Linked DNA regions of Homo sapiens: regions 2 and 3 are each linked to region 1. A link is a loop called in an ENCODE intact Hi-C map of the cell type or tissue named here. Cell type or tissue: psoas muscle. All regions are shown on one strand.

The links. Hi-C counts contacts between places; a loop is a spot of excess contacts. Peaks named below come from ENCODE experiments on the same cell type or tissue, not always from the same donor. Only the 100,000 strongest peaks of a DNase experiment are listed, where the experiment ranks them.
Region 2: it touches region 1 in a loop (2.3-fold over the local background); 5 of 110 quality-filtered maps call a loop at or near these places.
Region 3: a loop joins it to region 1, with 2.1 times the contacts of the local background. A loop is called at or near these places in 5 of 110 quality-filtered maps.

Annotation. Positions count from the first base shown.
Region 1 is chr7:37,915,720-37,918,219 of GRCh38, reverse strand. SFRP4 (secreted frizzled related protein 4) reads left to right here and starts at 1,403. Exons shown (of 6, transcript NM_003014.4): 1 at 1,403-2,127. The coding sequence starts at 1,683. In psoas muscle, a CTCF peak has its summit at 974 (motif pointing left); DNase peaks (open chromatin) are centred at 939, 1,279 and 1,909; H3K4me3 peaks cover 1,919 bases; H3K27ac peaks cover 408 bases; H3K27me3 peaks cover 484 bases.
Region 2 is chr7:38,003,665-38,006,164 of GRCh38, reverse strand. It overlaps a transcript of LOC105375236 not described here. Among named protein-coding and RNA genes, the nearest start is that of EPDR1, 84 kb to the right of the region's middle. In psoas muscle, no CTCF peak of the experiment used is centred here; no DNase peak of the experiment used is centred here.
Region 3 is chr7:38,053,467-38,055,966 of GRCh38, reverse strand. No RefSeq gene overlaps it. Among named protein-coding and RNA genes, the nearest start is that of STARD3NL, 120 kb to the left of the region's middle. In psoas muscle, no CTCF peak of the experiment used is centred here; no DNase peak of the experiment used is centred here.

The sequences.
Region 1 (2,500 bases):
ACCAGACTCTTTGGATGAATCCTGAAATGTATTTGTCTCATTTATCCTTTTCACTTACTATGTTTAATTCATGTTCCCTAAAAAATAAGATAATGCATTTAAAGTTCTTAGCTTCATACCTTGACCATTGTAAATTCCCAATAGATGTCACTTGTGCTTGTTGTTTCCTCAGCTGTTTTAATCCTTAGTCTTTAGTTTTAATCCTCAGTCAAAACTAAACTAATTGTGTAGGTTTAAGCTTTGGAGAGAAAAACCATGTGCCTTAAATTCAAGTTAAACTATGTTTTTAAAGATTAACATTCAGAGAACATGTTTCCATATTGCTGATGCCCTAATAAATAGCATATACCAGAAGTCTTACCACCTGAAGATTGATATACATCAATCTCATATAAATAAATCCTCCCTTTTCTGTAGATAGCTGAGCCAGCAATTGGACTACCTTTTCCTAATGCAAGTAAGATAAAAGAGAAAGCAAAACATACATACTTGCATCCCATAGTACACAGCTTCTTACTCAACTCAAGCAACAGTCTCTGAGCACATCAAAAATCAAGATTTTAGGCTGCTGAGGTGGAAATCCTTTGGCATGAAGGATCAGAGCAGGGGAGACCTTTCAGATTGTGGTGCCCAATGTTTTCTCCTGGGTTCCACTAATGCTGCAGAGGGGAACAGGGAGTTAGAAGGAAGAGGAAATGTTAGAAGACATTTCTGAAGCTGGAAGATGCTAGCACACCTTCCCCCAGTTCTGTTAACTTCCTGGAGCAGAAACAAACCAAGTGTTATACTGGAAAAATTTCGGCCCAAACTGTCTACTAGCAACAACAACAACAAACCACACTCCACACAACTAAGGGCGGAGTGGGAGTGATTTATACAACGTGACCCTCCTGTTCTGACATTCACTGCACTCTCGCCTGCCTTGCAGGACATTGTCCCAACTGTCCTCAGCGCTCCTCATGCCCCCTACCGGAGAAAGCAAATATATTTCAGAATTAGAGGGCAGCAGAAGCTCCTATTTTCCCCCAACTCTATACTTGGAAAAACTCTAAGGCAGAGGGAGCAAAGTTCAGTTTTCAGCCAAAGAGTGTCTTTCTCTCTCTTGAAATTCTCTCCCGCACCCTCTTGTATCCGGTGTCGAAAACAACTGCCAGAGGTTCTTTTTCTTGGTCCGAAGAAAAAAGACTGGCCAGACTAAAAAGGAGGGACTTTAGGGGGAAAGCAGGCTTCCAGCCCTGGGCTGCGGCCCAGAGGGGGTGATGTCACCGCTTCTGCACCGACGGGCCTGGGGGTGGGGCGGCCGAGGGGGAGCCCGCGCCGCGGCTGCAGCTGCCAAGGGAGCGTTCCGAGCCCACGTCAGGGGAGGTGTCGGGATAAATAGGGTCCCGCAATGGCCGTGGCTGGCTGCGCTCCGAGCTGCGGAGTCCGGGACTGGAGCTGCCCGGGCGGGTTCGCGCCCCGAAGGCTGAGAGCTGGCGCTGCTCGTGCCCTGTGTGCCAGACGGCGGAGCTCCGCGGCCGGACCCCGCGGCCCCGCTTTGCTGCCGACTGGAGTTTGGGGGAAGAAACTCTCCTGCGCCCCAGAGGATTTCTTCCTCGGCGAAGGGACAGCGAAAGATGAGGGTGGCAGGAAGAGAAGGGCGCTTTCTGTCTGCCGGGGTCGCAGCGCGAGAGGGCAGTGCCATGTTCCTCTCCATCCTAGTGGCGCTGTGCCTGTGGCTGCACCTGGCGCTGGGCGTGCGCGGCGCGCCCTGCGAGGCGGTGCGCATCCCTATGTGCCGGCACATGCCCTGGAACATCACGCGGATGCCCAACCACCTGCACCACAGCACGCAGGAGAACGCCATCCTGGCCATCGAGCAGTACGAGGAGCTGGTGGACGTGAACTGCAGCGCCGTGCTGCGCTTCTTCCTCTGTGCCATGTACGCGCCCATTTGCACCCTGGAGTTCCTGCACGACCCTATCAAGCCGTGCAAGTCGGTGTGCCAACGCGCGCGCGACGACTGCGAGCCCCTCATGAAGATGTACAACCACAGCTGGCCCGAAAGCCTGGCCTGCGACGAGCTGCCTGTCTATGACCGTGGCGTGTGCATCTCGCCTGAAGCCATCGTCACGGACCTCCCGGAGGGTGAGGCCGTAGGAAGGATGGAGGGAGGCGAGGAGGCGCCCGGGGCTGTGGCTGCCAATCGAGAACTGGGCGGCCACACCTAAGGCTGCCAGGGGCGTCTGAGGCTTGTAGGAGGTGGGAAAGAATGGGGGAAACATTTTCTTCAGAAAAAGTCTGGTTTCTCCCATAGGAATTTTAGGAGCTAGCGGAGAGCACTGCACCCCATAAAGAAAAAAAAAAAGATTTTGCTTACAAAGGGAGCCTTCGATGATGTTTGCATTTATAGTAATAACAGAAATGATAATAGCAGTAAACAGGTGTTGCTAGGTGTCTGAGCAAGTGTTAAACACATTACACGTTATTGACTCATTTAATGCCCAAAATAATCTCACCA
Region 2 (2,500 bases), 88 kb before region 1:
ACCTGAGAAACTTTTTTATAGATCAGGTTTAGTTAGTACTGTCTTGGTTGATACATTGAATTTTTGAGGCTTTTTCTGCTTCAGTAACAATTTCTATGTAATCACCATTAGAATCTTTGATCAAAGTACAGTGCATTTAGTCTTTTAGTAATACAGAGCAGAAAATGATCATTCAACACTTAACTGTAGAGACTGGCTAGGGCAAACTGTATGAAATTACTCCAAGACATAAAGCAATTTAACTGTGAAGATCATGTCAGATAAGCAAACTGCCAACATCAGTTAAGTTGGAATGTAATAGATAATGTGGAACTTTGTGTAGTTTTGTTGGAATTATAAACTGGGAACATATTTGCACCAAATCTAAAATTTGTACACATATTGGCCATTACTTCATTTATTTTGTTCTATAGCTACATAAATCTTATTTCATCTTGCTTAAGTTTTAAAAAGCCAATAAATTTAGTAATATAGTCTTCACTGCTTGTAAATGTTATTTTCTACTGTTCTGATAAAGTAAGTGAAATCACTCTTTTATCTTCAGCATTAACCTTTCTCGAACAGATATTTTATTTTTACTTCAAAATGCATCCTCAGCATATGCTCTTTTTCTTTTTTCTTAACCTAGCTCTTTCACTCTATACTAAATGTTGCAATAACTCTCTCATATGATAAAAAATGAGGTACTCTTCTACTTTGGATGACTGAGAAAGTATTTAAAGATTTATTTTTAATTTAAAATAGCTTTAAAATGGGTAAATTCAAGTGTGAAATCAGTATTATTCAAAGCAAGACCATAACATTTGTGTGAAACTGTAGGAATAAAATTTTTATAAGTTAAAGTATTTTTTCATTTTTTGCTCAGATTTTTAAAACTCAAAAAATATACTTTGTTTATTCATACAAAAACCCGTGCATTGTGCTTTTCTTTTTTTTTTTTTTTTTCCTTTTTTAGATGGAATCTTGCTCATTTGCCAGGCTGGAGTGCAGTGGTGCAATCTTGGCTCACTGCAACCTCTGCCTCCTGGGTTCAAGTGATTCTCGTGCCACAGCCTCCCAAGTAGCTGGGATTACAGGCACGCACCACCACACCTAGCTGATTTTTGTATTTTTAGTAGAGATAGGGTTTCACCATGTTGGCCAGGATGGTCTCGATTTCCTGACTTCATGATCCGCCCACCTCAGCCTCCCAAAGTGCTGAGATTACAGGCGTGAGCCACCATGCCTGGTGCATCGTGCTCTCCTTATGGTAATTCTATGATAAGCATATTTCACTATGATTTCTGGGTATATTCTATTTTTTAATCTCTTTTAAATAAGCATATTTATTACAAATATCCACATTAGCTCAATTTATCGTGAGTTCAGATGTGTCCCAATGTTTTCCAGAAACTTTATTCCAACTATAGAGTCTCTGAGCTTTAATGATTTTCTGCACCAGAACTTGTGGCAGACAGGTCATTTAACACCAACGGAATGCCACATCTCCTTCTGGTAATCAAAAATATCCTAGCATATGTGATTATTAAATTTTTTACAGTGAACATTAATTTTGATTTAGCTAGTTATTGTTTGTTTTTACTAACCTCAGACCTTGTGTAAAATCAGAACTTAAAACTGCATCTATATGATTATCATATGTGTTATGACTAATGAAATTCACAAGGATGAACACCAACTTAGCCTTGACTTGCCAGATGAAAAACATGTTTTCCAACAGAACTAAACATTATTACTTTGCTAAATACTAACTGCAGACACTCAGTATTCTTCATGCCCCCTTCAGTTCTCTTGTATTTCTGGGACTAGAAGCCTGGGAGCTACACTCCCTAGACTCCCTTGCCAGTAGGGTTTTGAATTTATGTGGGGTTCCACCAAGGAGACACCCTGCCACAAGATTTAGAAGGCAGACAAAGCAGAAGCCATCTCTATGACAGTGGGTGTAAGTGTGGGTCTCCCAGGCATGAATGTTTGCAGTAGTTTCTGCATTCTCCTGCCATTCACCTTTCTGGATGATGGAGTTATAGAATCTGCAGCAGATTTCTGCAGGTCACTGACTCTGGATGGCAGTACCTCTGTCTCTGTAGCACGAAACCTACAACTAATATATTTTGCCAGTTCAGGCTCTTAATGGTTTTGCAAGCACCTAATTCTAACCTAGCTAATAAATAATAAATTCTGGCTTTTATTGGGAATTCTACTGCCATATGGAGCTAGGGAATCAAGATCTGGCTCTTGACACTTCTTACCATATAGAAGGCAAGATATTAGAATAGTTTTTAGCACTTAAAATGAATATGTCAAATGTTTACTTGCAACTAAACCTGATATGCAACCTTGTTAACTTCATTGTTTTTCTGCTGTGTAATGTGATATTTTAAAAATATTGGATTAAACAGTTTAAGTACATCCTATTTCTCTAACCGAATGCACCCATAAAACCCATAAAGAATGCCTGGAGCAGCTATATGAAAATTCTGAAAGTAAGTAAGAGCAGGTA
Region 3 (2,500 bases), 140 kb before region 1:
TCTCCTTATTTTTCATCACTCTTGCTAGCAGTTTATTGATTTTATTTATCTTTTCTCAGAACCAACTTTTGGCTTTATCTTCTCTACTATATTTTTTTAATTTAATTAATTTTAATTCCTAATTACTCAGATACAACTGTGCCATAAGACATAATTAAGCATCCAGATGTTTGCAGTTACATGTAGAGTCATTATGAATGTGATAGTACAAATTCTGCCAACACAGGCATGTTGTGTAGGTAGCCCAAATATCCTGAGCAGCATTGCTATCAGTAACATAATTTTCTGTTATGGTGAACAGCTTGAGAAAGTTGTCAGAGTAAAAATGAAGTCACTAATACTAAGAAAACCCAACTGGGCATGATGGCTCATGCCTGTAATCCAGCACTTTGGGAGGCTGAAGCAGGTGGGTCACCTAAGGTCAGGAGTTCGAGACCATCCTGGCCAACATGGAAAAACCCTGTCTCTACTAAAAATACAAAAATTAGTCAGGCATGGTGGCACGCGCCTATAGTCCCAGCTACTGGGGAGGCTGAGGCAGGAGAGTCACTTGAACCCAGGAGGCAGAGGTTGCAGTGGGCGGAGGTTGCAGTGAGTGGAGATCGTGCCACTGCACTTCAGCCTGGGTGACAGAGTGAGACTCTGTCTCAAAAAAAAAAGAAAACCCTGACAAATAGAGCCAGGGAAAGGCATGAACAGAGGCTTCTCACACTTGTGTGCCTGATAACAAAAAAGACGCTAGAAAAACCACAAAATTGAACAAAGGCCATTTGCAATCTTATACAAAAAAATACTTATGCAAGTACATCCGCACAGCAACTGCCTGTCCAAACTTGGCCTGGCATCACCCTCCTTATTGCTCTTTCTAGGCAATTAAAATAATTACTTTAAAACAATTAGGTAATCCTCCTCATTTTTTCCTTTAAAAACCTTTGTCTTTCTTTACCTCCCTGAATACGCACATAGTTTGCATATTCCTATTGCAATGTCCTATTCCCAAATAAACATCTTTTCTTTTAGAAACTTCTCTTTGTTATTTAGGCTGTCAAGTTTATGGAATCATTCCAATCAATCCAAACACAATCTTCTCTCAATTTACAGTTATTGTTGGAAGACTCAATGTATGCTCAAACTATACAACAATATTTTGTGTTTATTTATAAAAGAAGTTGGGCTCTAGGCTCAGAAAATATAGGTAGAATTTACTAATCTAGGTAAACATCTAGTGAGATAACTTGGAAGTTGTGCAGTCTGTAGCATAATTATTTGATTGCAAGATGCATTATATCCCTGACTTTTCTCACTGAATCTCAGCATTTCTGAGTCATTGTGACCAAAGGAAAAAAGCTTCCTAAAATTTTGAAATGTCCCTGGCTGGCTCTACCATCTCCATTGAGGTATAACATCTGTGATAAGGAGAATTTATGTGGCAGATTACCCTCATTTTTTCATTGTCAAAAGCTGCTCTTCCTTTAACTCCTCTATATCCACTATCCTTTGGCATCCACTACTTGGCTCCACTTTGGCTTTTGTGCTAGAACATGCTGTGATTTCCCAAGGACTGCCATAGCAGCAGCTTCCTCTAGGATATATTCCATCCTAACTAGGTAACAGGGCTTGCTCGCTGCTGCTGCAGGGAAGCTAGTATAGTCTCTTCCCAACCTGCATTTCGGTCCCTCAAGGACCTTCAGTGTATGCTTCCACTACACTTCTTTTTGGGCCTTCCTAGATTGACTTCCAGTATACCTCGGGCCCTTTCATTGCAGCAGATGGTCCCCTCCCTAGAGACCCTGGGTGATTTACAGATCCAATATTTGCATCAGGGCTGAGTGGAGAATCAACAGGGTCCTGACTGGGTTTCATGCTTAATTTGGTACTCATATTTTAAGTACTCATATTTTAAGAACATTACCATGGACTGTCTGTCAATTTCAACTTCCTTCACCCATGCTTTAACCTGGTTACTACTTGTGCCTCTTTTGGCCCTTAACTACCTCCTTTCTCAGGCCAATGTGGTACTGTGTACCAATTACAAAGCTGGCATTCTCTAGGCTAGTAGCAAATTCTAGGATGATGATAACCCACCAAATTACAGGGACTACAGTTTCCAGTACCATAGCTAGCTGGGATTTCCCCCACTGTGGGTCCCTGCCACTAATGAATTCAACATGTGCTTGATACTAGTTGATTCCCTGACACCCTCAGCTCAAGGACTTGTGGCACCACTTGTATTGGGACAGGTTCCCTCTTGCATGACGACCTACCCAGATCATACACCAACTCTCTTCCGACCTTTTCCTTGACATGAGTTGCTGCTTTTCTACCAAGCTAAACACGAGGCCATCATTATTAGCAATTTGACCAGTGGCTTTCTGCTGCATGGGCTATCCAGGTACTCACCTGACCTCATGAAATTCTTCCCTGGGGGAATAAACAGCTATTCCCCATTGACCCAGAGATTCTTATAGCCAAGCAAACCATGTCACCAGTTGCTCACCAA